5 separate regions of the Mus musculus genome follow, and all the other regions are linked to region 4. Evidence: chromatin loops called from intact Hi-C (ENCODE). Cell type or tissue: heart. All regions are shown on one strand.

Evidence for each region. A loop is a pair of places that touch in the nucleus more often than their neighbours do. Peaks named below come from ENCODE experiments on the same cell type or tissue, not always from the same donor. Only the 100,000 strongest peaks of a DNase experiment are listed, where the experiment ranks them.
Region 1: it touches region 4 in a loop (3-fold over the local background); 14 of 42 quality-filtered maps call a loop at or near these places.
Region 2: a loop joins it to region 4, with 2.0 times the contacts of the local background. A loop is called at or near these places in 7 of 42 quality-filtered maps.
Region 3: a loop joins it to region 4, with 5 times the contacts of the local background. A loop is called at or near these places in 7 of 42 quality-filtered maps.
Region 5: a loop joins it to region 4, with 8 times the contacts of the local background. A loop is called at or near these places in 13 of 42 quality-filtered maps.

What each region holds. Positions count from the first base shown.
Region 1 is chr9:68,827,917-68,832,916 of GRCm38, forward strand. All of the region lies in intron 1 of Rora (RAR-related orphan receptor alpha), which reads left to right. It overlaps Gm31262 (a long non-coding RNA gene), which reads left to right. Exons shown (of 2, transcript XR_379583.4): 1 at 1-5,000. Among named protein-coding and RNA genes, the nearest start is that of Gm31262, 7.0 kb to the left of the region's middle. In heart, a CTCF peak has its summit at 2,197; no DNase peak of the experiment used is centred here.
Region 2 is chr9:69,123,044-69,128,043 of GRCm38, forward strand. The region is part of intron 1 of Rora (RAR-related orphan receptor alpha); the gene reads left to right. Among named protein-coding and RNA genes, the nearest start is that of Gm46153, 180 kb to the right of the region's middle. In heart, no CTCF peak of the experiment used is centred here; DNase peaks (open chromatin) are centred at 2,138, 2,538 and 3,748; H3K4me3 peaks cover 722 bases; H3K27ac peaks cover 495 bases; H3K27me3 peaks cover 3,067 bases.
Region 3 is chr9:69,112,651-69,117,650 of GRCm38, forward strand. The region is part of intron 1 of Rora (RAR-related orphan receptor alpha); the gene reads left to right. Among named protein-coding and RNA genes, the nearest start is that of Gm46153, 190 kb to the right of the region's middle. In heart, no CTCF peak of the experiment used is centred here; no DNase peak of the experiment used is centred here; H3K27me3 peaks cover 460 bases.
Region 4 is chr9:69,287,178-69,292,177 of GRCm38, forward strand. All of the region lies in intron 2 of Rora (RAR-related orphan receptor alpha), which reads left to right. Among named protein-coding and RNA genes, the nearest start is that of Gm46153, 16 kb to the right of the region's middle. In heart, a CTCF peak has its summit at 2,532; DNase peaks (open chromatin) are centred at 2,674, 3,404 and 3,984; H3K4me3 peaks cover 2,604 bases; H3K27ac peaks cover 2,469 bases; H3K27me3 peaks cover 119 bases.
Region 5 is chr9:68,012,256-68,017,255 of GRCm38, forward strand. No RefSeq gene overlaps it. Among named protein-coding and RNA genes, the nearest start is that of Gm20745, 11 kb to the right of the region's middle. In heart, CTCF peaks have their summits at 3,004 (motif pointing right) and 4,446; DNase peaks (open chromatin) are centred at 2,906 and 4,516; H3K27me3 peaks cover 667 bases.

The DNA.
Region 1 (5,000 bases), 460 kb before region 4:
TTTGGCAAACAGCACCACCTTGATTTGCTCTTGTTCTATGGATACCCTGGAGAAAGTCAGTCAAAAAGATTATGGAAGGGCTGGGGAGGTGTCACAGCCAGGAAGGTGCTTGTTTAACAAGTTTGGGGTCCTGAGTTTACACCCTGAGGATTCATGCCAAAAGCCATACCCCGCTGCTAGTACATATAATCCCATAGCTAGGGAGCCAGAGACAGGTGGATTTCCATAGCTCGTTGGTTGGCCAGCCTACCAGTCAGTGAGCTCCGCATTCAATGTGAGACCCTGTTTGATCACATAGGAGGTGGAGGCAGACAGGTTTTTATGAGTTTGAGGCCATCTCATTTACATAATGAATTTTAGGGCAGTGATGTCCTGCCTCCAATTAATTAATTAATTGATTAATTTTAAAAGTGGAGAGGGATAGAGGAAGATGTTGGACACATGTGAACCTACACATGACCACACACATGGAAATACAACATTCTCAAACACAGACAACCAATGAAGGAACTCAAAATCTGCAGCCCCCCTGCACCATGTACACAAAAATATTAAACAAAACAAGAACATGTGCTCTGCAATCTGGAGTGCTTCCCATAGAGCAAGTACTGACATGTCCAAACAAGCCATCTTTGATCTGGTGGAGCAAATCCACTTTCTGAATCTATGGCCTGATACATGTCCCTCCTCTTTCATTTTCCCCCTGGCCCAAGGCTTTCTGTCCTAAGAGAAACTCCAGAGTCACCACTCACTTCAGGAGCTTGGATAGAGCAGGGTTAGAGGGCCGAGGAGCTGGCTCAGTGAGTTAAAGAATTGGCTGTTCGTGCATAAGGAACCTTGAGATCAAATTGCCAGCACCCAAAGAAGCCAGGAATGGGTGCAGAGTCAGGAGGATTTCTGGGATTTGCAGGCTATCAGTCTGGCTACAGATTGAATAAGAGACCCTGTCACAAAGGAGTGTGGTAGAGAGTGAGTGCTGGGGAGGCGGAGGTAGGAAGGATACCTGATGCCCTCCTCTGACTTCTGTGTAACACACACACACACACACACACACACACACACACACGTTAGTGTTACTCCTACAGTCTCCATGATACTCAGATAAAAAGCAGCTTCATGGCATTGCCGTCCCCCCTTTTGGAATTCTAGCCACTCAGCTCACCTTCTCCTAGTGAGGGGGTGGGGGTGGGGGAGGGAGGGCTGGAGGGAGGGAAGGAGGGAAGGAGGGAAGGAGAGAAGGAGAGAGCGTGCTAACAAAATGAACAAAAGCACTTCCTGCATTTATCAGCCCCCTCTCAACATTTCTTGAGGCTTACAATACCCTTCTGCTCCTCGCTATGTTCTAGTCAACGGGGAGTAGACTAGGGTCTGGGCTCAAGAGCTATACTTGTTAACATCTGCCATGGGCTGGAGGACAGACACTTCCTAGGCACCCTGTGACAGCTGAGTGCCGGAGCAAGCACTTCTGTTTGGTAAGGGAAAGAGACAACAGATGCAGAAGGCCCAGGACTTCAGGTTACATGATAAACAGGGCTAAAAGGGTACTAACATGCTTGCCTTACAAGCATGGGGACCTGAGCCCCAAACCCAGGTTTTTCAAAGCTTAGTGTGGCAGCGCATATCCTTGTCATCTAGTGTAGGGGAGGTAGAGCTAGGAAGGTCCCTGAGGCTCGATGAGTCCCAGGCCAATGAAAGACTCTGACTCGAAAAATAGGGTGAAAAGCACTTGAGGGCTGACACTTGAGAGTGACCTCCACACAGAGATGCACACATTACACATACAGAAAAGGAGGGGTGCAGAATAAGGGAAAAGAAGAAATGGAAAGGAAGGAAATAAAGTAAAAGGGATGAGAGGAAGGGAGGGAAGAAGGAAACAGCTAATTCACATCCTAGCAGGATAAGAGCAAAGCGACAAATGCCATCAGGTTTTGACCAGAAGGCAGTCAGAGAACTATGGACTTCATATTTTTTTAGCCATTATGTCTAGAGATTCAGATGTAATTGCTCCCTCTTGGTGTGAAGTCATGCTTGTCCCCTACAGCTTGAGGGAATGGTCAGTGCAGCCTCCAGGAATGCTTCCAAGGAAGCCAAGTCCAAGATTTCAGACCTGCCCCGTAGAAAGGCTGCCCCAGCACAGCAAAGACTAAGCCACCCTGAAGCCTTTGCCACTGTCATCAGGAGGAGAACAGTACAAACAGGCATCACTAGGTGGCATAGCTGCCCTGGTGTGTTAGTCTCCTAAAGCCACACTCGTAACTACCACAGGTTGCTTTGATCGTGGGCCTAAAGGAATCCTGGTGATGACCTGGGTCAAGATGGCCAAGAAGAAGATTTCATTAGCAGAGAGCATCCTGGGATTCTCTCAAAGAAAGTGATGCAGTCGTATCTACAATAGTAAGCGCCTGCCTGCCAGCATCCTTCCTGCCCTATCCACTGAGGAGTGGACACCAAGGCTTTACATTGTAATCAGTATATCCCAAGGGAGTATGTCTGTCCAGCACCTCCCAGAAAACAATTCCCATCCCCCCAATACATGTAACATATTTTCTCTTTTTTTCTTTTTTTTTATTACATATTTTCCTCAATTACATTTCCAATGCTATAACAAAAGTCCCCCCCCCCCACACACACACACCCACTCCCCTACCCACTCATTCCCATTTTTTGGCCCTGGTGTTCCCCTGTACTGGGGCATATAAAGTTTGCCTGTCCAATGGGCCTCTCTTTCCAGTGATGGCCGACTAGGCCATCTTTTGATACATATGCAGCTAGAGTCAAGAGCTCCGGGGTACTGGTTAGTTCATAATGTTGCACCTACAGGGTTGCAGATCTCTTTAGCTCCTTGGATACTTTCTCTAGCTCCTCCATTGGGGGCCCTGTGATCCATCCAATAGTTGACTGTGAGCATCCACTTCTGTGTTTGCTAGGCCCCAGCCTAGTCTCACAAGAGACAGCTATATCACAGTCCTTGCAACAAACGCTTGCTAGTGTATGCAATGGTGTCATCGTTTGGAGGCTAATTATGGGATGGATCCCTGGATGTGGCAGTCTCTAGATGGTCCATCCTTTTGTCTCAGCTCCAAACTTTGTCTCTGTAACTCCTTCCATGGGTGATTGTTTCCAATTCTAAGAAGGGGCAAAGTGTCCACACTTTGGTCTTCGTTCTTCTTCAGTTTCATGTGTTTTGCAAATTGTACCTTATATCTCCCTATACTAAGTTTCTGGGCTAATATCCACTTATCAGTGAGTACATATCATTTGAGTTCTTTTGTGATTGTGTTACCTCACTCAGGATGATGCCCGTAACATATTTTCAAATTCCTCATGTATCCTTTGCCAGTTGTAATGATAAGACAACTTTGTATTTACAAAGGGCCCATGCTCTTCTCACCCCCTTGGGCATCCTGCCATTCCCAGTTCAGAAGAGCCTTCCTATGGGTGGTCCAGCCTCAGTGCCATCTGGGTGTTGTGTTTTTTTGCTGAGTTGTTAGTCAGTACGTCAGTCAGGGCTCTTGGGAAGAACAGAGCTGGTTCAATAAATATGATTTTAAAGGGAATTTACTAGACTGACTTTTACAGAAAGGCCTTGGTAGTCAACAGTGGCTGCCTTCACACCGGAGAGACTGAAAACTCAGTAGCTGCTTAGTCCAAAAGCCAGATGCCCCTGCCTCCAATACAATCTAGCCCTGAAACTTGGAGGGTTTTTGGAGAGCCAATGGTTTCCCATGCATGTTGAATGGCCAAGAAACTGAGTTCTAATGTCAGCAAAGAATGATGGCAGCAGCAACAGCAGGAGCAGAGGCAGCCATAAGATGCCACCAGGGTAGACAAGGCTGCCAGCACAACATGAAGGCAAACAGGCAACAAAACAAAACAAAACAAACCTTTTTTTCCCTTTGTTTTATCTGGCTGCCACCAGAAGGGGCTGCCCACATGTAGGGTGAGTCTTCCCACTTCAATCAAAAGATCAAAAAATTCCATGTAGTTCTCTGAAGAACGTGTCAGTTGCTTAAGGATCCAGTCAAGTTGAACCCAGTTTAATCATCACAGATCAAAAGCATGAACCGAGTGTTCAAAATTAGAGGGTGCAACTTTTATTGACACCTATATGATGATTGTCACTAGCCACCTGCCACTTCTGGAGACATGCAGACGTCATTGTGGCAGGATCCACTGGTAGTCTCCTGTTCATGACTTTACTCAGTGTGTGTTTTATTTTGATAACTTAATTAACTCAAGCCTTGGTTTCATCACTCATGACCTGGGGTGATAGTGACAACTATGTCACTGTAGTGAGAATCTATAGGAATGCTTCATATGAAGAAGCAAGTGGGATCACACCGACACTTAAGAGCTCCATTGAAAAGTCAACTTTGACGTCCTCACCACAAAAATCATGGCAGCTGAGGCTGATGCCGGCTCCCTGGATCTAATCCCACACGTGTGTTACTCTGCCCTTTTTGTTCTTTCTACTAAGCCTGTTTCTTCCTCTTACTGCTTAAAGAGGGCCTCCTTAAACTTCTTCACTCACAACCCATTTACAACCATGACATTTTGTAGTTGACCCTGGGTCCCATAGAAAATAGGGATGCAGATTGAACATTTACTGATGATAAATTGTAAAAAACTTCTTTTAAAATAGTTGTAAGTGGGAGTAGGCTGCTCATGTGGCTCAGTTGGTACAGTGATAGCCTGACATGCACAAAGCCCTGGATTCCATCCCCAGCATTGGGTGCAAACTGGAGGTGGTTGGTATCTGTCTATGATTTGGCACTCTGGAGGTGGAGGCAGGAGGAGCAGATGTTCCAGGTTATCCTTAGATGCATAGCAAGTTTGAGGCCAGCCTGGGCTACATAAGACCCTGCCACAAGACAAAACTAGAAAAGAATGGTTGGCCATCCATACAATTTTACCATTTATTTAAAAGTAAAGCACATTACATTAGCATAAATTTGCATAGGAACGAGATGGATGTTCTTCTCTATTTTTACCTAAATCAC
Region 2 (5,000 bases), 160 kb before region 4:
ATATATGCCATTTAAGATAAGTCTATATTAAAAGTTTCATTACAAAATTAATTGAATACAATGTTTACTAACATTCATGGATTATAATAATAAATTTTGAATGAGTTCCATCTAACAAGTGATGCACATGATTTGATTTACTTTAATTATGCAAGTAATGACAATTTATAAAACAGTTTTAAATGACATCCAGTAGCATGCTTAGCTTAGAAATCAAACAAATATTAAACTTTGAGCCAGTATTTAATTCTCTATCATTAACAAAACTAGACCAATCTGCTTTCAGAACTGGGCAAGGAAACCTTGTGTTTTGGGTAAAATAAAAATGTGATATTTTTTTCCTCACTTAATTTTATTTCTAATCAGCAAAATATAAGAACATCTGACCACTATTGGTAAACACTTCTGTGAAAATCCCTAGAGGCTAAATTAGATATGAGTAGCACTATATTTTCTCATATTAATATTTTTGTGACAAAGATTGCAATAGGGGACATGAGAGGTAGGGAGAGTTCTGAAACTTGGTGATGAAAATCTTCAAATAACAGGCTGGAAAATATCTCAGTGGATAAAAGGGAGCAGAACTCAGATCCCCAGACCCCATGTAAAGTCATCTGTAGTCACAGCACTCAGGCAGTGTGTCTCAGGCCAGCTAACCTGGCTTATGTAACAGGGAGACAGAGATCTGCCTCCAACAACACGGACTGTCAGGACTGACTTCTCTGTGTGTTCTGTGGCACAGGCACACCCACGCCTACAAACATAAACACACACCTACGTGTGTGAGACACACACACACACACACACACACACACACTTCTTAAGTCTTAAAATACAGTTGTCCCTCTATAAAGTGACATTTTTGGGCCCACAGATTCAACCAACCACAGATTGAAAATATTTGGTCAAGTGTTGTGTGTGTCCTGAACACATACCAACCTTTGCTTCTTCTATTTGTTGCTTAAACAATATAGTCTAACATCTACTTAACATTCACACGTAGTGGGCATTAGAAGTAGTCCAGAGAGTCTTCTATGAGAGGCTTAGGCATCCTTGGGGTCCTAGAGCCTCCCCTCGCTGATCCCGCGATCCACTGCTGTCTGTAGAGTTCCTGTCATTTCAGAAATCTGCTATTTGCCTTTGCCAAGAAGCCATTGCCAAGGGGGATATCAGCCAGCTTAATCAATGAGATGGTTAACAAACAATAATACTTTTCATTGGTGTGATGATTCAACTCTAGTCATGGCTGGTAGTACTTATTGTAACATCTCTTCTTATAGTGGAGAATGAATACGGGGCCATGAACAATGGCTTTGAATTCTAGTCTTGTCATTCACAAACATGAATTGACACAGAGTTATACAATGGCTCTGGGCTTAGTTTCCCTGGCTGTAAACTAGCGGTGGTTGAAATCTCTGCTTTCACTGCAGTTATGAGATTCAATATTTTTAGGAGTGTATGGAGGGAGCAGAGGATGCCCTCAAGTGTCACACTCAGGTGCACCATGCCCTTCCTTTGAGATGGGGCCTCTCATTTCCCTAGAACTCACCAGGATAGATTCACTGGCCAAGAAGTGTGGAGGATTTCCCAGCACTTGGCTGATAGAGCAGTCAGGACCACACAGAGCTTTTTATTTGGGTACTGGGGATCTAAGCTCAGGTCTTCATATTTGCAAAGCAAGCACTTTAGCCACAGAGCAGTCTTTCCATCCCCGATTGTGAGACTTAATAGCAATAACAGATGAAGAGTGGCGGGGTCAGGGTTTATTCCCAGCCCTCCTGGCAAAGCAAGGTGACTATTTTCATATTTACCCCCAACTGGGACCTGAGCACTTGGGGCCAAGACCACCTCAGCTGATAAACCCAGCTCTGACAGATTTGTGTTCAATAATTATCTGTTGGCTGAATGGATAAACTAGACAAAAGGATGAGTGAAAACCAATTGTTTAAAGAGAAATGAAAAAGGAAATGTCATATCTACTTTCCTGGATAAGAAAGCCCAGACCCAGAGAACTAAAATGGTTAAGGGTGGTATAGAGCTAACTAACACAGGACTAATACATCTCCCTTCTCCCCCACCGAACCCCCACATCACCATCACCCTCCTTTGTAAACCTCTGGCCTTTGGCAGGCTCCTGGACTGCATTTTTCAGAGCTGCTGTCACATAGTTTAGAAAACCGGAAACAATACTTGCCTCTGCTTTTATGGCCGAGGCTTCTAGAGTAAAAAGCCAAGGCAGCCTTTAAATGTTTCATTTTTATAAGGGGCCATAAAGAAAAGCAAAAAAAAAAAAATCATAAATCCAGATCTCAAACACCTTAGACCACCCTCGGTCAGCTGGACATAGCTTCAGAAAATAGACGGAAGTTTCTCGAAGTTTCTTTCTTTGGATGCAGGAAGTGTGTTTGCTCGGTCGGTGGTGACTCACCGTGCCTCCTGCACCAGGCATGGAGACAGAACCTTGCTTATTTATTGTGCGCCTCTTTTCAGTTTACAAGGTCAGACTGGATGTTAGGGCTGTTTCCCCAGCATCGCTCTACTGACCGACTTCACTCTAATCCCCTGAAGTCACTTAAATCAAGGAGAGGCGGTGGGGGCGGGGACCCATCAGAGAGCACCAGTGACTGCCTCCCGCCCGCCCGCCCGCCCGTTGTTCTCGGAGGCAAATTAATTTGACGCTGTTATGCCTGTTATGTAAGTGTGATCGTCCCCTCTAATCACATCACAGGACTGAGAGCTGCCAGAAATAACAGGAGGGAACATTCGAGATATCAAAGGGGAGACACTAAAATAGATTGTTTATTTAGGTACCGAATGGAAACGCTATTATTGGGAGATGCAAAACAACCCTCCTCTCACACATCCTTGCTTCACATACTGTGCCTCCAAGAGATATGAAATCAGTGCTTCCGATGGAGTAGGAAGTGAGGGGAACTGGGGGTGTCAACGTAGCGGTGGCTTTGTGGGTGTCTGCCATTGCCTTCTGCACCTGCCTCTTCTGTGAAGCTTCTCTCATGGTCCAAAGTTCTTTCTTTGTATCCACCTCAGCCCCGGTCTGACTCTCCTTACACTATTCCATTGCCACCCTGCTTCCCCTTGTTCTTCCCCAAGTCCAGCCGAGATGCTACTCATCAGGAGAAGTTCAAAATATATGGCATCCCCATCTTTTAGTACATGCTAGGTATCTGTTTCTCTTCCCCAAATTCTTTTCCTGTTCCCTCTTGGGCAGGAGTTCAAGTAAGGAGATATACCTTGGAGTGATGGCTCATTGTGGTCTACAATGTGCTGTGTGTTGGGGTTGGGGGGAAGGAGACGGCAGGGATGTAGGGGGTGCACTATGTGTGTGTGTGTGTATGTGTGTGTGTGTGTGTGTGTGTGTCTTCAGGGTGTGTTTATGTGTGGGTAGTGCATGCATGCAGAGGTCAGCATAGGATATCTTAATTGTTTCTCTAAGAAATAGTCTTTCTTTGAACCTGGAGCTCACTGATTCTGCTGTGTTATCTAGCCAGTGAACCCCAGGGGTCCTCATATTTCTGTCACTCCCAGCAGTGAAGGTTGTACCCCATTGCCATGGTGCCTGGCTTTTGTGTGGGTTCTGGACATCTAAACTCAGGCCTTCATGCTTGCAGAACAAGCTCTTTACCCACTGGACCAATTCCTCCATCCCTGAAAACCACCATGGAAGTAAGCTGAACCATTTGGACCACAGGCAGGCTTCAGGGAGGCATGTTGTTGCCATGGCAAGACGGGCTCTCTTCCAAGGATCTATGATGCTCCTTTGTTTCTTCTCTGTGCTGACCACTGCCTGCCTTGAAATGCTTTTGGGCTGTATCTCCACAGAAGAATGAGGTGATTCTCTTGAGTGGAAACAAGGGCCACGCCCATGGAGAACTGATAGGTGGCATGAGTCTTTGCTTGTCACCCTTGGCTGGCTTTGTTCATGGGGTTGGATGGCTTTGCTCATAGGACTTGACCATAAAGGTATTATCCATGCAACCCAGATTGTCAGAGTACACACACACACACACACACACACACACACACACACACACACCTTTTTTTTAAAACAATGACTGGTTCTCAGTGCTTCTTTCCTTTACCATTCCTGATTTTTTTCAAATAAAATGAGAACATTGATTATTTTCTGAATGCCAATTCAGGTTATCCGAGGGAGTCTCTAGCACTCTTTTACCTCTGACCTCCTTCTGGTATAGAGATCGTCCCCCCAAGTGGCTGCTCCCCCTCAATGGGATGTGAACCTAGCTCTGGCTACCAGATCCCAATGGGGCTGAGTAATTCTGTGCAATCAGGTCAAAAAACCTATGTTTGTAAGGATGTATTGAAAATACTTAGAATTTTCCTAAAGAAAATTATTTGGATAAGTATTTTCTATGCACTGCTTCTCAACATGATCTTTTCAACCTGGGAGTTTTAGCTAGCTTGTTGATACCCAGTGCAATGGAACTACTGGTTAAAAGACCAGTATCAGTGTGTGTGTGTATGCATGAGCCCTATCTTTCTCTGGGGCAGGCATTGCTTAGGATGCTGGGCTGTGGAGTCGAACTGTGTCAGTCTTTAGCTGTGTGACAAGCTACTTAACCTTCTCTCAACTTTAAGTTTGTCATCTATAAGTGGGTTTGACAATGGTATCTACCTGTAAATCTATTGAAGAGACACTTTGAATTAAGGAACATAAAATATTTAGCAAATAGAAAGAGCTTGATTATTGTTATATTGTGTGTGTGTGTGTGTGTGTGTGTGTGTGTGTGTGTGAGTGTGTGTGTGTGACTGTTATTATTCAAATCTTCAGATACCTAGAATCACAGAGCAGAGTTTCTCTATTAGATTGCCCCAGCACAGGAGAGTGTCTAAATGTACAAATAGATACACTGGCACGATTATCTGGTAGATTCCAGTCTATACCTGCTATATCCTGCAAACTTCATCCATTAGGGCAAAGGTTACATAAATTGGTTACCGACTCTAATTTCCTTTCTTAA
Region 3 (5,000 bases), 170 kb before region 4:
TGTCTCGAAAATAGTAATAATAATATAGGGTAGAGAAACATAAAGGAAGAAACCTTACTCTAACCTCTGGCTTCTACATGCATGCATATGTACACATGCATGCATATGTCTATCCACTCCAGAGGCTAAAAACATACCGTGTATTCTGGAATCCTCCCATTAAAAAACCATCCAGACCCCCTAGTGCAGGCACTTCTTCTAATCCTCAACTACTCTGTCACCCACCCACAAGAAAATTTGTCACCAACATTCATACTGAGCCCAAATCAAGGAAACACAGGATGCTGTCTTTCAAGCAAGACACAATCTAGACCACTGGCTCTCAACCTGTGGGCCACACCCCCTTGAGGGTCTAATGACTCTTTCACAGGGATTGTCTAAGACCGACAGAAAACACAAATATTCGCATTATGATTCATAACAGTAGCAGAATTACAATTATGAAGTAGCAACAAAGAAAATTTTATAGTTGAGGGTCACCACACACGAGGGACTGAACTAAAGGGTCACAGTATTAAGAAGGTTGTGGCTGCTGCTGTAGATTGACCCTTTCCTTTGAGGCATGCCACCACCCAAGGAGACAAACTTCTGGTGCCAGATGTAGGAACCATCCTCAGCTAAATGGCAGACACATTTTTAAGGTGTTCTTTTTATGGCCTGCCAGCATAGCAGAGCATTTAGAGCCCTGTGTGATAAAGAGCTGGGCTCATAAGGCTCTGTGTGTGTGTGTGTGTGTGTGTGTGTGTGTGTGTGTGGTGTTTCATGCAGGCAGGGGTGTCAAGGCATTGCTTTATCAATGGGTGGAATTTCCTGTAAGTAGAAAGATAAATGAATTAGTAACTTAGAGTAATTTTTTAAAAATACATATCGAGATGAAAGCCAGGATAAGTTTGATCCCTTTTAGCCAATGAAGTATGATCTCTAATTAGGTTTCCACGCAGACGGTGTGGACCCAGAGTACATTTCTGAATCTAGTTGACCTTTTCAGCTGGGAAGCCAAATAATTTCCATTCCATGCTCTTTAATTCTGGAGGAATTTCTAATTTGTTGCCAGAGATAAAAACTCACTGCAAACAGGGGAAAAATAGTTTGAAATAGTCCAGCGTTCCATTTATAGAAAGAATATTAAAATTTTAGATCTGAGAGAACCCTCAGAGACCATTTTCTTCAATCCTCTTATTTTACTGATAATAAAAACTGAGGACCAGACAAAAATCAAAGACTTGCCCAAGGTCACAGAGGGGCTTAGGATCCAGGACCGGACTCATAGCTACTGCCTCTTACTCCAGAAGGAATTATCAATTTACCCACTGGGCTTTTCTTGTCCTTCCCTCCTTCCTTCCTCCCTCCCTCCCTCCCTCCCTCCCTCCCTCCCTCCCTCTCTCTCTCTCTCTCTCTCTCTCTCTCTTTCTTTCTTTCTTTCTTTCTTTCTTGTTCTCTCTCTCTTTATTTCTTTCTTTCTTGTTCTCTCTCTCTCTCTCTCTCTCTCTCTCTCTCTCTCTCACACACACACACACACACACACACACACACACATGTCCATATGTTACTGTGTTACTAAAGTAACCGTCCCTTGCTGAACTCCACCATCAGACTTGCTTGAGGGAAACTTGCACAGGCCAACACCTACCCTCTTGGCTTTCTTAATTTCTTTTGGAAATTGTCTATTCTCTCACCTTATTAATGTTAAAACAAAACGGGCTCTTTTATTGCCACAGGCAGAAGGGAAGTTAAATTCTTGATGGAGAGAAGTGTCTTCCCTTGTGAGAGCAAGTAAATTAGTTCTGAGGTCCTCTCACTCACCACAACTGTAATGAGAGAGACACCAGCCCTTCTTCATTAATGAGATGCCAATCACAAAGGGAGAAGTCGAACAGAGGCTTTGTGGAGGGGGTGGGGGGAGTGCTGATTGGCACTGTTGTGTGAAGGTAGGAAGCAGAAAATAAAAGCCCCCAGAGGTTGGAAAACACACACGTGGATGATCTCGGGTGGGAAGGGCAGGTCTGAGGAGAGCTCACTGTGTGCACGGATGGGCAAACAATGTAGTTTATGGAAAACGTCTTTGAAAGTGAGCAGGAGGGTTGGGGAGCTACCCTCTGGCTGTTTTCCCAGACACGTTTCCAGAGGCAGGCTTGTGTTCATCCTGGGTCCCACACGGGACCCCATCTGATCAGTTGACAGTTGGGGTTGACTAACTAACGATGCAGTTTCTTTAGGAAGGCTGGCAGCAATGTAACTTGTCTCCGCCCTGCCTTTGATCTTGTCAAGAGTTTAGCCTGCCAAGTGTAACCTCTTAAACTTAGGGAACTTTTCTGTAGAAAGTTAAGGAGGATCTTGCAACTGAGAAAGCCTGGTTACTCCTCATAGGAGACACTTGTCTTAAGAGTTAACCCAAGGGCTGTGTGGCTGGACAGTGGAGACATCTAAACCATGTTTTGTCCTTCCTTCCAAAAGTGGCTTGCAAGTAAGATGATGCTGGTCACCTTTCACTCTCAGCTGCACACTGTTTCTTACCAAAGAATTAGGGGGAAATTATCTGTGTGACTTTCCTAATGCAGTCAATTTTCAGAATCTGCAGCCCATCTTTGTGTCCATGGCTTGATAAAATCCACACATTATTGAAATGAATAGGATTTCCCGTTGAAATCAGATGCCTTCCCTCCAGTTATCGCCAGGTATCTCTTCCTGCAAGTGTTTATTAATTAATTAATTATTTTTACGAAAATGGGTCTATGTGAAGGTTAAGAGACTTTCAGCACTTAAAACAACTTAATAAAATGTCTGAGCACACAATTAAGCATGCTTATGTCCTTCAAGAATCAGGTAGCGGAAGTTCTAATTGGCAAAGCAGCGTCTTGAATGTCATTTTCTAAACCCATTAGACCATGTCTAACAGAGAGAGAGCAGAAGCAGCCGTAGTTTACAAAATACCGACAGTGTCCCTCCCCGGGACGTAATTTCAGGGTAGCAGTTAGATGATATTAAACTTGTATCTGTAACAAAGTGTGGTTGCAAAACCACAATCGTTCCAAATCTAATCCCTGTGAATTTTGTGTATGCACATTTATTATAGTGGTAGTCAGTAGTGTGCAAGTCACTTGAAAGCTTCATCACTACGTGTAGTATGTGTATACACACATATCCATGTGTGTATATATTGTGCAAGTGTGCGTGTGTGTGTGTGTGTGTGAGAGAGAGAGAGAGAGAGAGAGAGAGACAGACAGACAGACAGACAGACAGACAGACAGAGACAGAGAGAGTCAGAGAGAGAGAGAGAGAAAGAGAGACAGAAAGAGTCAGAGAGAAAGAGAGACAGAGAGAGAGAGACACACACAGAGAGACACACACATACAGAGAAAATGAAATCCCATGCAGAAGCTAAAGGACAACCTTGGGTGTCACTCCTTAAGTCCTCCACTATCCACTTGTTTGTGGTTTTTGAGGCAGGGTCTCACAAGTCTGTCACTTGCCAGTTAGGCTAGGGTGACTCCCTAGAAAGCATCAGGGATCTTGCCTGTCTCCATCTCCCCTGCACCGCAATGACAGGTACATGCCACCACACCCAGGGTTTTGTTTCCTATTGTTTTGTTTTGTTTTGTTTTAAAGTTAAGTTCTAGAGGGCAGAATAGAATTCCTCAATTTATCAACAGCTCTGTTGTTGGTGCTGCTAATTTTTTTTTTTTTGCCTTGTGGTGTTTTGTTTCTATTAGAAATTGATGTGTCAAATTGTATTGGCCAAAACCTCTTGCTTGCTTGCTTGCTTGCTTTCTTTCTTTCTTTCTTTCTTTCTTTCTTTCTTTCTTTCTTTCTTCCTTTCTTTCTTTCTTTCTTTCTTATCTCCTTTAATATCCTTCTTATGTTCTAGACACCTGAGTTTTAATTGAAAACATTCTTACAAATGCTGTGCATTAATTCATCGTTTCAAAGTGTCAAAGAAAGGACTAGACTGATACTCTCCTCTACCCATGTGCCTGCGTGTGTGTGTGTGTGTGTGTGTGTGTGTGTGTGTGTGTGTGCTGCTCTGGTCAAAGCCCTGGCCTTCTGAGTGCTAGGCAATTGGTTCCCACTGAAGCATACTTCAGCCTTGCTTTCTTTTTCTCCATTACTAAGCCCCATGATCTGCAAGAGGGGACATAACCAAATTAAGCTATTCAAGGGTGAATACCACAGAACTTCATATCTTGCTCTCAGAAACACTTGGAATAAACAAAGCATGCACGTGTACCACCTGGTTCATGGTCTCTTTAAAGATTATTTTGTCAGCTCTGTCAGGCCAGACTTTGCAGATAATGATGTGAGTGTATGGGTGGATCTTAACAGTCAGGAAGGAAACAGGAGAGTTCGAGAGAAGGCTGCAGAGAAGACAGATTGTAGTCAGGCCCACTGGCATATCTCTGTGCTGATAAGAGTATCATTTCTACAAAGAATAAAAGCAATATTGGGGGCTGAAAACAACAACATTCAAAAGGCCTAGGGTGCAAGATGATTACTTTTCAATGTTATGAAAGAGGGTTGTCCAAAACTTTCTCAACCAGGACTCATAATAACAAGCTCTTCCACACAGTCACCATAAACTAATTGATGTTTGTGTGGCTGACCCTAAGGCAGGACAGAATCCTAAAGTGCCTTCGGAATCATCAAAGGGTGACTCACTACATTCTGGGTGGTTTTCTTGTTGAGAGTATTTTATTGTATACTAATCCCCTGAAAATTGCTAACGCACCTGTGATTGGTGCCAGAGGTTTGGGATTAACCATGTACAGCCATGGAACTAGGGATGTGGCTCAGTTGGTAGAGTGCTTGCCTAGCAAGCCAAAGCCCTGGTTCTATTCCTAACACTGCATAAGAACAATTGGGGTGCTATAGGTCTATAATCTAAATGCTTGGGAGGTAGAGGTAGGAGGATCACACGTTCAAAGTCAACCTGGGATACATAAGACCATATATATATATATATATATATATATATATATATATATATTACATAAAATACACTAGTG
Region 4 (5,000 bases):
ATATGTAACATTCTCCCATTTGCAGGAAAGAATTCCTATCCAATGGCATTTCCTTCTTGTAAGCAATATTCTTTTTTTTTTCTTCTTCAGAATGCATGTTTAAAAGGATGCAAAGAATATATTTCTTAAAACTATTTCCCCCCATGCTAGATGCTCCACTGCATTTATTCAATAAAATCCAATTATTCCTATAGATAATGTTTCAATATTATACCGTGTCTTTATATGAGGATGTTTTAATTTAGTGTGTGAAATTTTTTACAGGAATGTATTTGTAGCTCCAATTTGATTTTCTTGAAGGAAGATATGTGGCCTTTCATTCCTGGCTGGTTTGTTTGGTCAAAGACTTCTAAGTCCATGGGCAATTTATCCTATCATCTATTATAAAATAAACACTCTCATTTTTATTTTCAAAAGTTTCATAAAAGCTGTTCCTATGAAGTACAGTTATCTCCCCTAGGTTAAAAGCTGATGATATGTAATAGAGGCGTGTATTACAAATGGCATCTAGCCACCCAGGAAGGTTACGACTTAACATCTGAATTCTGCTGCTCATGTAGGATGTGAGAGCAATGCATTTCCAGAAGGGCAAGGTCAGGATTCCATTATCCTGGCAATGTCTTTGCTGGATAAATGTGTAAATATTTCAAATAAGTATGATGAGATGCTATTTCTATTGAGGACTTCTCTACAGGAGGAAAGATCATCCTCTTTGTAATTGTGGGAGTCCGTGTCACGGCGCATGCCATTCCTCCTTACCGATTTCATTTGAAATGGCCTGGAAATAACCGATTACTTTAGATGTAAGACTATTTACCTTGGAGTCAGAAGTCTGGCGGGCAGGCTGGAGCTAATGGATTTGGTTGTTTTCAAAGCATTCTTATCTACAGCAAGATACTGTTTTAAAGTGAATCCTCAGCTTGTCTATCAAGAGGCACTTGCACTGGGCAGAACACATGAACATGTGCTCTGTAGTTGTATTCTCCTCCTTTAACAATACAAAGAAGGGGAGGGAAAAAAATGCACCCAGCACCCAGTGGTGGGCTATTTTGGTGGCACTCTTCTTTTTACATGACTAACACAAGGGAAACCCAAAACCAAATTTGAAGACTGGGGCGTTGCCTCATTGGGAGATGGAGTTGCATCATGGGAACATGGTGTGATTTAATTTCATAATTGTAAACATTACAGTGGGTATGGCTGATTTCCTCTGTAACCCTTGTCCACTTCACTATGCCTGGACAGCAGAGTTAACATGGGTAGGTCCTGGCTTCAGATTCTTTTCCTGTCTCTTTTTTTTTTTTTTTTTTTTTTTTTTTTTTTTTTTTTTGTGTGTGTGTGTGTGTGTGGTTGTATTTCAAAAAATTCTAAAGGAAAAAAAAAACCTACTTGGGGATGAATGTGTCTGAAATCAAACATTTTTGTAAGGCCATAGCTTAACTAAAAGACAATGACGTTTTCTGACCATTCCAATCCTAGAACTGTGTAAATGTTTGGAAAACATTTCTTTTTCCTTGAAATGGGGGTTGGGAGGGGGAATGAACAGATCTGAATCTTTGTTATGGGGCTAGATGTCTGCATGTGTTCTAAATTACCGCCACAACACAGGGTCAAGGCTAGCTTGGTTCCATGGAAAGAGAAATATTAGAATCCTTCCTGTTTGATCATCAGAGGGTGGGGGCTGTCTCAGATCTGCACTAGGTAAGCAAGTTTGGCTTAGTAGATTTTTCCCCCCTTTTATGCGCAATACTGTAGGCATAGTTGCCAACGTTTTAAGTAAAGCGGAAGCCTGGTAAGTAGTCTTGAAATTCAGCATAAAGAGATTCATCTGGGAACAAAAATAAAACCATGATTTACGTAAATGCAGTAAAAAGTTTCAAACATTGGAGGGAATTAAATCTCGGTTGTAAGGTGAATGGTATGGCTACCGGTGTTGTTTGTTGTTTCTTCTGTTTAAAATGCCACGTCTTATCTTTGAGGTTAGAAAACTAGCGCCCTTTCCACTTGGAGATGGGTTTTCTGGAGAGACTTCTAGATAGGATGAGCCTGGGGACCAGTGGCTCAAATTGTCTGGCACCTGGAGCTCATTTAGCAGGCAGACATGGTTTTCCAGTCTTACATATACAGGCTGTCTTGAATGCGGGATGCTGCGGGAGTACGCAGCCCGGAACTACGACCTTGGATGCTGTGAGCTGGGTGAGTCCTGAAAGTCTTACGAGGGGGCTTGCTCCGTCCCAAAACTGGTGTCAGTTCCGGGCCTGGGGGCTGGGATGCCCTGGGACAAGAGGGAGACTGTAGCTTCCTCAGACGGAAAGCTTCTTTGGGGTTAATCATTCAGTGTTTTTGTCACTGAGAAGGGTTCTGGAACTGAGCTGAAAGAGGCATCAGGGTGCTTAGCTGAAGTGCCAGGGGGAGGGGGGTAGCGGGAGGGAGTGTGGAAAGTGGTCAGAGGCAAGGCAGAGAGCTTCCGGGCCGCCACAGGTGATCGGTTAGTAAAGAGGTGGCGAGGGACTTTGGTGCGGGCCCCTGGGAGCGCAGGGGGGCAGCACTGTGTCGGGGTGGGCCGTTCCCGGTCACCTGCCCGCGGGGGCGGAGCGCGGCGCCCAGGCGCACCCGCCTCCCGCCTCTTGCTCCCGCCCCGGGAGGAAGCGGAGGGGCGCGGTGTAAACAGAGCGGCGGCCGTGATGTCAGCCGGTCACATGGAGCCTCTTATGGCTCGGGATGGCTCTCGGCGGGCGGGCAGCTGCGGCAGCTGCTGCTGTGGCTCGGGCGGCGGCGGCAAGAGGGGGCTCCGGGGTCGGACGGTCGGCTCTCCCTGCGCTCTCCGCACCGCGGCGTAAAGGATGTATTTTGTGATCGCAGCGATGAAAGGTGAGCTCCGGGTGGCCCGCGGGGACTCGGGTGGACTGACGGCTCCGGGGGGCGGGGAGGAGGGCGCGCAGGGGGAGGGGTGGGCGCGCCTGCCGGAGCTCACGTACAGCTTGAGGGGCAGCCACTGGAACCCAACGGGGTCTCCGGGGCCACCGCAGCGTAGCCACTGGAGCTCGGAGGAGGGTTCGGCCTGCCGCGGGTCGGTGGAGCTAGACTCACGGGCCCGATCGCCCCTCCGGCGTCTTCTTAGCTGCTGTCACTCGTCTGGGTGCGCCTGACACCCAGCGGGGCTCCCCAAAGAAAGTTTGCCGAGAGTCGCAGCGCTTGGAACGCTCAGGGAGGATCTGGCAACTGGGAGGAAGCTGGGGACATCCACACTGGGTCCCCAGGGCCCGCACCCCGGGACAAGTCTGGCCTATGTGTGTGTGGGGGGGGGGGGGGAGCGGCAGCCAGGCCGAGCCCTGCATGCGAACGCTAGTGGTGTCATCCCCAGGACTGGTTAGCGTTCCAGGCCTGCCGTCCGAGCTTCGTACGGCCACCCCACCCTCTGGAGCTCCAGTGGCCAGCGGGTTAGGGAAGTGTGGAAACTCAGCGCTGCGTCCCTCGGACGCCGCCACTTCAGAAAGCGCGCGGGCCGGAGTCAGCCCAGCGCCCCGAAGGTGCCAAGACGCCCTCCGCCGCTGCCCCAGTCGCAGCGCGCTCAGGCTAGACACTTAGGTTTGTGCATGGATGTAGACAGAAGACAGGATCAGCCCACGGGATTGGAGAGGAGAAGCCGAGGTTAGACCGCGGCGAGGGCCTACGGGCACAGGTTAGCCGCGGCTAAGCCTCCGCACCCAGGGCCTCCTCCCTGGTCTGGGGAAGTAAGCTGTGGGAAGTAAAAGGAGGAAAGTGGTTTGCAGGGACGGCTGGCTTCAGGTGTCCCAAGGTGAGGCGGGAAGAAGCCAAGGCAAGTCAGGGAAGTTTGTGATGGAGACAAAGTTTGGAGGTGCGCAGGAAGTTGCTTGTGCCGCAGGGAGAAACCGAGACAGGCGCTTCGACCTTTGCAGATGGCCCTGGAAAGACTCAGCCCCATAGCTCTCTGCGCGATCGTGCGCCTGCTGGGTCCTCTCGGCGGATAATCTGCCCAAGCAGTGTGCAGGCCCGGTCGCCCGGCTTGGGGATTTAAAGCTCCATCTGTCTGTGGCACAGCGGCCGCTCCTCTCAGGGGCAACAATTGTGAGCACCCTGAAGGTCTTGCGGGGTTTTGCCCTCTAGCGCGGCGGCCCGGTGCTCGTTAAACGTTTGCTAGGTTTAGGATTATTTTGTTGTTGCAATCCAGGATGAAGGACACCCGTACCGTATCTGCGCCGGCTTTACTTTCAGATCATTGTGTTTTTTCACTAGAGATTGGGTGGCATCTTTTATTAATTATTAACAGGTCGAAGCATTCAGGACGCTAAGATGAGCTGGCTGCGTTCGATGAAATCTTTCTGTAGGATGCGCCCACGGCAAATTTAGTGCCTTTCCCCTTCCACTTGCGGGAAGTGAGGTTGAATCACTTTTATAATATGTGACTGGTATAACACAAGAGGGAAGAGCTTCCCGTGGTCTTAAGTGTGTGAAAGTATTGGGGAAGGAAAGGTGTTGAGGTTTCTTATTATGTAAAAGAAATCGTTTTCCCCTCCCCAAAAGAGAATCTTGGTAATTCTTCTTCCCATTAAACCTGTTAAGTGAAAACTGACTGCAGAAGCCGCGACGCCAGTTGTATTTCGTTCCCTCACCTACTTAAATTTAAAAACTAGAATTTGCTGTTTGGGAAGGGCGGGTGAAGGTCCTCATCCATACTGTGTACCATTGTGTTGAATGGGAGAAAGGTGAGAAGCTGAGAGAGGCTTCTTTTTAATTGCCCTTTCCTCCTGCTGAACAGTAAACCTCTCAAACATTAAGGAACTGTCCTTTGATGGTGTTATTTGAGGCTGATCTTTTTTAGTAAGTTGGCTTTTGGCTTTTGTAGGTTTAGTACCAAGTGAAGTTCTAATCAAACTCGCCTTGTGATAAAAACTGGGGGTCATCAGTATCCCCTCTCCCCTAACATACACACACACACACACACACACACACACACACACACACACACACACACGAGA
Region 5 (5,000 bases), 1.3 Mb before region 4:
ACTGAACCTGGGTCCTCTGCCTGAGTAGCTAGTGCTCTTAATCACTGAGCCATCTCGCCACCACCACCTCCCCTTCCTGAAGTCATCCTTTTTTTTTCTTCTTCTTCTAAGAAACCATCTATTTGGATGGTCTTTCCTTCCATCTTAGCTCCGAACTTTGTCTCTGTAACTCCTTCCATGGGTATTTTGTTCACCATTCTAAGAAGGAGCGAAGTATCCACACTTTGGTCTTCCTTCTTCTTGTGTCTCATGTGTTTTGCAAATTGTATCTTGGATATTCTAAGTTTCTGGGCTAATATCCACTTATCAGTGAGTGCATACCATGTGTGTTCTTTTGGGACTGGGCTACCTCACTCAGGATGATACCCTCCAGATCCATCCATTTGCCTAAGAATTTCATGAATTCATTGTTTTTAATAGCTGAGTAGTACTCTATTGTGTAAATGTACCACATTTTCTGTATCCATTCCTCTTTGAGGGGCATCTGGGTTCTTTCCAGGACTGCCCCACCCGGGGATCCATCCCATATACAACCACCAAACCCAGACACTATTGCATATGCCAGAAAGACATTGATGACACGACCCTGATATAGCTTTCTCTTGTGAGGCTATGCCAGTGCCTGGCAAATACAGAAGTGGATGCTCATAGTCATCTATTGGATGGGACACAGGGCCCCCAATGGAGGAGCTAGACAAAGTACCCAAGGAGCTGAAGGGGTCTGCAATCCTATAGGTGGAACAACAATATGAACTAATCAGTACCCCCAGAGCTTGTGTTTCTAGCTGCATATGTAGCAGAAGATGGCGTAGTTGGCCATCATTGGGAAGAGAGGCCCCTTGGTCTTGCAAACTTTATATACCCCAGTACAGGGGAATGCCAGAGCTAAGAAGTCGGAGTGAGTGGGTAGGGGAGCAGGGCGGGGGGGGGGTGGGGGGGAGAGGGTATAGAGGAATTTCGGGATAGCATTTGAAATGTAAATGAAGAAAGTATCTAATAAAAAAAATTAAAAAAAAAGAAACCATCTATTTATCTATCTTTATTTTCCAGTCTGTGCGTCAAACGTGCTTTAAGTAGAACTGTGCTGTGTCTTCTTGGGAATGCTTGCCACTATTTTATTCACAATTTGAGTTTGATCTTCGGGATCCCATATGTAGGATTATGGGAAATGGCTCAGTGGGTGACGTGCTTGCTGCATGAGGACCTGTGCTCAAATCCCCAGACCTTGTGTAAATAGTCAGCTGTGGCACCTGGAGTCTGGAGGGGCAGAGACAAGTGGACCCTGGGGGTTCACTGGCTAGCTGATTGGAGAGATCAGGTGAGCTGCAGATCCACTGAGAGGTTCTTTCTCAAAAATGAGGTGGATGCAACAGGGGAAAATATCTATCTCTGCCCCCTACCTACACACACACACACACACACACACACACACACACACACACGTTCATGTGCACATTTGTCCAGACCCAGGTATCTTTCCCAAAGGCTGTCTTTGGGTGACCCTTTTTGCACCACATCCCTTTCCTTTTAAATATTTGCTCTAATTGGTTCTTTCAGATCAGTAATTTTATTTGTTATGACAATTTGCCTTATTTGTTCAGCATCATTGGGTGTGGGGTACTTTAGAAATGGGTTAGTCTTACCAGTATGCTCCTCACTTGGCTAGAAGGCAAGAGAGCAGCATGGAGAGTTAGAGCCCTATTTGACCAGCATACCCCAATGAATCCCAGCTGAGCCACTCTGTGGGTATCAGATTAACAGTAAAGGTAATTAGTAGTGATGATGATGATGATAATAACAATTCCTGGTTTGTCCTTAGAGTTAAATGAGACTATGTGTATACAGTGTCTATTGCAGGGTTTAACGTTCAGATGAACCAAATAGAGGGTAACTAGTCACTAGGTGCTAGTAACTAAGGGCTAGTACTCTTTGTGGTTTTTGACATTTGAACCAGCATTCTTATTAATTACATTTAAATATTGTAATTGAAGTTACTGTGTTGTATCAGTATTCAAAAGGCCAGATCAGTTACTTGCAACAGGCATGTTAAAAACAATTTATAAGAACCCTCACATGCTGCTTAAAAAAATTCCACCCCGTCCCGTGTATGCGTGTGTATTCGTTTGTGTGTGTGCCCATGCATGGTGCATGTGGAGACCAGGGGTCGATGTTGGGGCCTTCCTTTAGTTTCTGCTCCCCAGTTTTAGGGACAGGGCCTCCCAGTGAACCCAGAGCTCACAGACTCAGCTACACTGACTGACCCGCTAGATTTAGAGCGCCTTCTGCCGTAGCTGGGATTACAGTTGAGCAGCTGATGTGCCTGGCCCTTTAGTGGATGTTGAATCCAACTCAGATTCTCACCTAGCTCTTTGGCTCCAAAAATTCTGTCTTAACCTACACCTTCTACATGCAAGTGTGAGCCCGTCTTGATCACACACATCTTCTCGAGTGATTTCTGGAATCCACTGCATGTATCACAGAATGGATTTTTTTAAAAAGAGACTAATAAAAAGGGATTTTATATTTTAAAAGGACCAAGCATTCTGCAGATGAAATGAGACACTTTTAAAAAGACACTATTTGTTTTGGTTTTCAGACATCCTTTTGGAACAAGCTCTGCCTGACTTTGCTGCCCAGCCTCGGAAATTCCAGGATCTAGGAGAACCACGTGTGGAACACATCAAGGGAGAAAGGCTTCCCAGGCATCAGACTGTATTGTTTTTCTTGGAGGTTGGAAAGAGCTGCTGCTCAGAAAAATTTCCAGGGTTTCTGCAATTTGTTACGCATCCAAGGTCATTTCCTGGCCTGCATTGCCCAAAGCTCCCGAGCCTGAACCACCAGCCAACGTGGAAGTAGCCTTGTGTAGGGGCCCTACAGCCCGGGGGTGAAGTGTGGGGTCGAGGGAAGGGAAGGAGAAGAGGAAACTGGAAGGAAACCCCACACAGACTGCGTTGTTTGGTGCTTCTCTTTGCCCACTCCGGACTGTCTTTCCCTGATACTCCACTAGAGGGCAGACGCCACCAACTGTGCGTGCTCTCTGAGGAAGCTATGATACCCGGACCTACAGGATAGGTCCTGGCATCTCAGGAGGATTTGGGTAGCAGCCTGGGACGCAGGATTCCTCAGGAAGTAGCTCTCAAGACTTGCTGGAAAGAACCTGGACTGTGGCATCCCTACTTTGCAGGGACCTGAGTTCAGAACCTTGGTGTTTGTTTTTCCCAATTTATTTGTAAAAGTAGGATACAAAGTAGCACACTTCCGTGAGGCATTTTCACACATGCTCAGTTTGGATGGGATCTCCTTTGCATCCTCTCTTCCATCTCTGGTCCCCGCCCTCCCCACAGCCGCATTCCTGCCTGTACTCTTCTACCCCTAGTAATCCTCCAGCCTTTGGAACCAGCTCTCCCATTACCGTCTCTTTTCCTTTTGAAATGGTGCTTTGGGGATGAGTTATGGTAGATGCTAGGGCTTTGGGGACATTTCCTGAAGGGGAAGTGTCAACCCTGCCTAGAACATACTTTTTTTTTTATGGTAGAAAGAACGTATGTATTTGAAGGTAGAGCTTTGATCAGCTCAGAGCTGATGGTCCCTGGAACCCGGTGTTGAATTGTAACTGGCTGGCCACTGCCTTTAGGGATGGTCACACTCTACAAGGCTCTCCTCCTCCAGCCTGAAGGTGGTCGTGAGGTGTCCTGCTCCCCCTAACTCAGGCACGCTCCTTCTTCTATCTCCTGCTCTGGGTTTGAGGGCCCTGACTTTGAACAACTGCTCCATGTGAATCACATCTGTCATTGAAACAGTCACAACAGGTGCCCTGTCCCATTCCCGCTGACCCTAATGTCCCCATTGTGCTTCCGCACGTGTGAGGCCCTCTGCTTCTGGTGCCTTTGAGCACAGGCTGGGATTATGACTTCTGGCTCTCCCATTTCCCAGAAAGGATGATGAGACCCAGAGCAAGGGAGTGCAGAAGCTTAAGACTTGATCTCGGGTCATCTGATCAAGAGGCATGGCTCATGACTGTTTCCCACAGTCCTTTACTGGAGTAGGAACTTGGGTTCGACTTTAGAGAAAACCTGACCCCATGACCTTCAGGCTCCAAGGTGGGGCTCTCAGGAGACCCCACCCTTTCCTCCTGGTGCTCTTCATAAAATGGAACAGGGCTCTGGGTGGGTAGAGGGTGCCCTTTGAGGAAGGATGTGCTGGGCATACGTGAGGGAGGGTGGCTTCTAATCACACAGTTTTACAGAACAAAGCACCCAGAGATTGAAGACCAGCCCCCCTTGAATGTCTGTGTTCCATGTCTAAGTCCAGGGCTTTTCAAGTCCAATTAACACCCAGAATGGAGCCCTTTAGGTGTTGCCCATGTCTCTGATGGACTTTAGAATGTCTGGCTGGATGCCTTATTGTCTCCCCTCTTCAGCCCTGTACCAAGCCTGCTGTCCTTCTGTCAGCCACATGATGGCATAGCAACTTAAGTTTCTGGCTGACATCTCGTCTCAGGACAGGGAGGCCCTTCAGCTCTGTTCAAAGGGAGCAGAGTGGAGCAAGGGAGACTTGGCACGGGACTTGGTGTTTGTGAGAACTCTTAGTTTTGGTGTGAGGAGGTGAAGGGATGTAGGATTCTGAAGAAGTTGGAGGGGCTGTGCTGAGGATGGTTGAGGCGTCAAAATCAAATGCAGCACAAAGCCCATTAGCAGATGCCAGGCAGGCTCATCTCTCTCTATATATAACTATACAGCCATCATCTCTTCCCACCCCTAGGTGACCTTTTCTCCCTCCCTTTCTTTTAAAAATATTTACATGACAGTGTGTGTGTGTGTGTGTGTGTGTGTGTGTGTGTGTGTGTGTGTTTGGGGAGGGGTATGCACATATGGGTACCCTTGCAGGCCAGAGAAGGTGTTGGAAATGAACAACTATGAGTATCATTCATTTGTCAAATAAGGAAAGCTTTTGATGATTCTGTTTTTATAAATCCCAGTGGAACACTATTAGGAATGACA